Linked DNA regions of Homo sapiens: region 1 is linked to region 2. A link is an interaction called in ENCODE POLR2A ChIA-PET data of the cell type or tissue named here. Cell type or tissue: PC-3. All regions are shown on one strand. Links, peaks and the distances in the headings refer to the core of each region. The heading gives the core; the rest is flanking DNA.

The links. ChIA-PET counts read pairs that join two places held together with the same protein. Peaks named below come from ENCODE experiments on the same cell type or tissue, not always from the same donor. Only the 100,000 strongest peaks of a DNase experiment are listed, where the experiment ranks them.
Region 1: POLR2A ChIA-PET joins it to region 2 with 7 read pairs; 2 of 35 experiments call an interaction of 5 or more read pairs at or near these places.

What each region holds. Positions count from the first base shown.
Region 1 is chr16:68,666,916-68,669,832 of GRCh38, forward strand. The region is part of intron 2 of CDH3 (cadherin 3); the gene reads left to right. Among named protein-coding and RNA genes, the nearest start is that of CDH3-AS1, 22 kb to the left of the region's middle. In PC-3, for the core only: no CTCF peak of the experiment used is centred there; a DNase peak (open chromatin) is centred at 1,556; H3K4me3 peaks cover 893 bases; H3K27ac peaks cover 2,500 bases.
Region 2 is chr16:68,577,526-68,580,442 of GRCh38, forward strand. No RefSeq gene overlaps it. Among named protein-coding and RNA genes, the nearest start is that of ZFP90, 40 kb to the left of the region's middle. In PC-3, for the core only: no CTCF peak of the experiment used is centred there; no DNase peak of the experiment used is centred there.

The DNA.
Region 1 (2,917 bases), core at 312-2,811, 89 kb after region 2:
TATTAAGCAAGTCACGAACATCCTGGCAGGTATGGTTTTGTCACATCTGGGATGGTATCTTGGCACAATTCCTGGGTCAATGGGCTTGTTTAAGGCATTTTAATTTGCCAGAAAGGTTGTGCCAGTTAATATTCCCCCACCCCTAGCAATATATAGCAGCACCCGGTTCCCAACTGTGACACAGCACTTGCCCTTTTAATTTGTATTTCTTAGTTGGTGAACTTTTTTCTATATGTAGTTTTACTTAGGAAAAATGCCAGAATCTTTCTTCAAGTCACTTCCACCTACTTTTCCCCGGTGCCCTCTTATCCCAATCCCTTAACAGAAGGTAGTGATAGCTATAAGGACAAATTTGTTTGTTTTGTGAGCTAGGTATGTCCCTAAAGCAAGCTAGAATAGAAATTTCCTAGGCAATCTCTTCCCCCAACTCCCCAGGCTGCCTTTTGGCCACAATATGTTTAAGATGATGTTTTCCTTTTCCTCTAGTCAAAATACCCAGAGATCAGTAGGGAAATTGGTGGAGAGTGATCACTTGATGGACATTTTGTCTACGGAAAGATGGGTGGTTTTATTTTGCCAGAACATCCAGTAATGTTGGACATCAGGACCAGATAGCACCTCCAGGAAGAGACAAGCTCCTGACCTTCAAGGGTATTCCCTTGGGAGTATGGAGGTGTCTAGGCAAATTCCAACCTAAAAGCAGGCCTGGAACATAAGAGGAATGAGTTCTTAGCCCAGCATCCATCAATTCTTATAAGTCTATTTAAAAAGCTTTCTTTTCCCAATAGCTCTAGTACCCCAGGGACCAAACTCTTCTTGCCCAAGTTTTATTAGTGGCGCCAGTTCAGGACCCGAGGCCAGGCTTGGCAGGATGATCTTTAGAGAGGAGCTTTGAACATAGGCCAGAGACTCCTGGTTTCCATTGGATGTCTTCTATCGAGTGCAGATACATAGAGCTCTGGCTTTTTTGTTGTTAATTTCTCTTTTTATTTATTTTTACCTATAATGTGTCCTATGATATTAATTGTTAATTTCTCTAGAAGCAGCCTCAGGTTACTGATTCCCTTTTTCCCTTCCCCGACAGTATTTTAGGGAATGTACATTTAGGCTCAGTGCTAAAAGCTGTCCATTTATATTGGTAGAGCAGGCACCTCTTCATCAGGTTCATTGACCTTGTAATTCAGAATCCTTGTGGGAGAAACTGAGGCTAATGCGGTCAAATGACTGTCTGAAGCCCTGGATGGGTGTGGAAGAAAGAGCTATGTTTAGGCTTTCATTTTCCAGCCTTAAATTCTGAACTATTGCCCCATGTGCTCATCATCAAGTTGCCCCAGAAAGAGTTTGATGCAAGCCCATTCATGCCCCCGTGATTTGGCCAAGATGTGTGGCCTTGTGGAACCATGCTGCAGTTAGGAACAGGAGTCAGTTTACTTCGCTGACTATTAAAAGATGGGGTAAAGGAGGGATGAGTGATGATGAGACCTGGTTTCGTATCAGTTTCATTATGAAACTAGTGATACAAGCCAGTGGTGCCAGGAAGCATCTGGGAGGAAATTGTAATGATCTGCCCCAGGGCTTACCATTTACTATGTCTTGACTCATAGCTTGCAGAGAAGACTACTCATGTTCCTACATGTGCCTAGCAAGTTTCCCTAGAAAGGCCAGCTTTTTCATGAAATCTCCGTCTTCTGCTTCCTCTGGTAAACCACAGAGGACCCCTACAAAACAGCCCTCTCCAAATGCAGACTGAGCCAGTTCCCTATTGTGCCCTCTGGTCCCATGTGTCACCATCTTTGATCAGCTTCATCCGTTGAGTAAAGCATACAGCTGTAGCTAACTTCTTCCCACTTTGAGAGAGAATTTTTCGATGGTATACATAGAAAGAGGCCAGGATGTGGATGTCAGAAGCCTAGGTTAATTGTAAGTAGTCTAAGGTACCTTTTTATTGAGAGCTTACCTTACTTACTCTGGGCCAGGCACAGTATTCAGTGCTGTTTGAACACTATCCCATTTAATCTTCCTAATAACCTGATGAGGTAGGTATTGTTTCATTTTCCAGATGAGGAAACTGAGCTTCTATATAATCATACAATTTGCCCAATCATGTGATAGATAAGTGACATTATAGGGATTGGAATCCAAGTCTTCTGGACTCCAAATTTCGTATTCTTCATTATTTCCCTGCCTTCAGGATTTGAAACCTGATCTTGCTGCTTCCTGGGGCAGTTCAACCCCTGGCAGCCTCTTGTTTCCTGAGTTGTCAGATTGGGAGAAGTAATACCACATTGCAGGTTATTTTGTGAGGATTTGGGTAGGAAAACACTTAGCTGGGTATCCTGAGCAGAGTGGGTGTTTGAAGCTTATTCCTATCAGTCTGGACCATTGCCCCTTGGTTGTGCTCTGTACCCAACTCAAAGCAGTTTAGAGCTGATGGGGCCAGCTCCTCAGATGTATCTGGAATATGCACCCTGAGTGGGAGGCACATACACCTATAATACATGACCGTTGGCTTCCCCTTGATTATTGACACTGTCCCTTCTACAAATAGATGCACAGCCCAGATACTGTGCTACAAATATGTGGAACCATGTAACAGTGGAAATATGCCAGAAGACAGGGTAGTAGAGTGAGTTGTACACTCTAGTGGGAAGCAGATTTTGTAGACAGCGGGAAGAGGATTTCTAGCTCCTGGTGGGGTGGCGGGGGGGGTGGGCGGTAGCAGCTCTCAGAGTTTTGGGGATTAAGTCTTCTGAGTAGTAGGGGAGTCAATCCATTAGCCTCCTTCTGGGTTACCTGGTGGGAGAGGATTGGAGTCATTGAGTCTCTCCTTAAAGGAAATAATTGACAGAATTGTCTGGTTAGCCCTTTACTGGCTAAAGATCTTCCCTTAGGAAGAGGGCTGTTTTAGGATTGAGAA
Region 2 (2,917 bases), core at 264-2,763:
GATTTGAGCAAGCAAAAGAAATATTCAGCAAACTCGAAGCTACGTCAATTGAGAGTTTCAGTCTGAGGAGCAGGATTTTAAAAGGAATGAAAAAAAGTAAACAGAGCCTCAGAGACCTGTGGGACACCATCAAGCATACCAACATTTGTGTAACAGGAGTCCCAGAAGAAGAGAAGGGAGGGAAAGGAGCAGAAATAATATTTGAAGAAATAATGGCCAAAACTTCCCAGATCAAAAAACATACATCTAAGAATCTCAAAAAAACTCCAAGGAGGATAAACTCTTAAGAGGTCCACACCTAGACACATCATAATCAAATTAAATGATACACTGGAAAATACTGTTTAACACAAAAGAAAACAGGCCATATCAAAAAGACATAAGACCTATAGATACAAATACCAAAATGGCAGATATAAACTCTACCTTACAAGTAAATACATCAAGTGTAAATGGATTAAGCACAATCAAAAGGAATAGATTGGGCCAGGTGCAGTGGCTCATGCCTGTAATCCCAGCACTTTGGGAGACTGAAGCTTAGGAGTTTGAGACCAGCCTGGCCAACATAGCAAAACCCCATCTCTATTAAAAATACAAAAGCTCGCTGGGTGTGATGGCAGGTGCCTGTAATCCCAGCTACTCAGGAGGATGAGGCAGGAGAATCACTTGAACCTGGGAGGTATGTGTTGCAGTGAGTTGATATTGCATCACTGCACTCCAGCCTGGGCAATAGAGTGAGATTCCATCTCAAAAAAAATAAAAAAAAAAGGCCAGGCCCGGTGGCTCACACCTGTAATCCCAGCACTTTGGGAGGCTGAGGCAGGCAGATCACACGGTCAGGAGATTGAGACCATCCTGGCTAACACGGTGAAACCCTGTCTCTACTAAAAATACAAAAAATTAGCCAGGAGTGGTGGCAGGCGCCTGTAGTCCCAGCTACTCAGGAGGCTGAGGCAGGAGAATCGTGTGAACCTGGGAGGCGGGTAATCCCTGTAATCTGGGATTACAGGCATGAGCCACTGCACCTGGCCAGCAGAATGGATTTAAAAACATGATTCAGGCCGGGGCGTGGTGGCTCATGCCTGTAATCCCAGCACTTTGGGAGGCTGAGGTGGGCGGACCTGAGGTTAGCAGCTCGAGACCAGCTTGGCCAACGTGGTGAAACCCAATGTCTACTAAAAATAAAAAAATTAGCCAGGCATGGTGGCACACACCCGTAATCCAAGCTACTTGGGAGGCTGAGGCAGGAGAATTGCTTGAACCCAGGAGGTAGAGGTTGCAGTGAGCCGAGATTGTGCCACTGCATTCCAGCTTGGGCAACAGAGTGAGACTCTGCCTAAAAAAAAAAAAAAAAAAAAAAAAAAAAATCAACTAGATGTTGCCTACAAGAGACACAAATTAAATTCAAAGGTACAAACAGGTTGAAAGTAAAAGGATGGGAAGAGATTTATACCACACAAATAGAAACCAAGAGAGAGCTGTGATGCCTATACCAATGTCAGAACAAAACAGACTTTAAGAGAAAAATTGGGCTGGGTGTGGTGGCTCCTGCCTGTAATCCCAACAGTTTGGGAGGCCAAGGCAGGAGGATCACTTGAGGTCAGGAGTTCCGGATCAGCCTGGGCAACACAGTAAGATCCCATCTCTTAAAAAAAATTTTTTTTTTATTACTTGAGTATGGTGGCGTGTGCCTGTAGTCCCAGCTACTCAGGAGGCTGAGTTGGGAAGAGTGCCTGAGCCCATGAATTCGAGGTTGCAGTGAGCTATGATTGTACCACTGCACTTCAGCCTTGGCAACACAAGATGCTGTCTCTAAAAAACAAGAGAAAACATGTCCATGCAGACCTGTACATGAATGTTTCTAGCAACTTTTTTTTTGCAATAGTCAAAAACTGGAAACAACTCAAAGGTGCATCAGCAGGTGAATGGATAAACAAATCATGATGTATCCACACAGTGGAATACTACACAGTAATAAGAAGGAATGAACTGTTAATACATACAACATGCATGAATTTCAAAATAATTATGCTAAGTGAAAGACCCAAAAGGTTACATACTACATGATTTCATTTGTACAAAATTCTAGAAAATGTACCTTTATTGACAAAAAGCCAATCAGCAGTTGCCTAGGGCCAGGAGCAGAAGGAGAGATTGGCTGCAGAGGGACACAAGAAAATTCCTAGGGGTGACAGAAATGCTTGATAAGTTGATTGTGGTGATAGCTTCATGAGTATTCACATCTGTCTAACCTCACTGAATTATATATACATATATTATTTTTTTCAGAGACAGAGTCTCGCTGTGTTGCCCAGGCTGGAGTGCAGTGGTACAATCTCCGCTCACCGCAACCTCCACCTCCTGGGTTCAAGTGATTCTTGCGCCTCAGCCTCTCCAGTAGCTGGGATTACAGGTATGCACCACCACACTCGGCTAAGTTTTGTATTTTTACAATACAATGTAAAAATGTATTTTTCACCATGTTGGCCAGGCTGGTCTCAAACCCCTAACCTCAGATGATTTGCCCGCTTCGGCCTCCCAAAGTGCTGGGATTACAGGTGTGAGCCACCACTCCCAGCCTGAATTGTATATTTTATTTATTTATCTTTATTTTATTTAATTAATTAATTTATTTATTTTTGAGATGGAGTTTCACTTTTGTTGCCCAGGGTGGAGTGCAGTGGCGTAATCTCGGCCCAGCAAGGAAGCTAGACCAAAGGCAGAGAGAGAAATGGGGTGCCCATTTGCCACTCCCGGGAGTGCCTGGCCCCCAAAGGTGCTCGCTGGTGCCCCCTCCTTCATTACTGTCCAGAGGTTGCCAGGTCACAGGCATTTCCTGGCCCAGGGATTGGACTCTGGGGTGGGGCGGGGGGATGGAGGCAACTCCACTGACCCAAGGACCCAGCAACCCAACAGG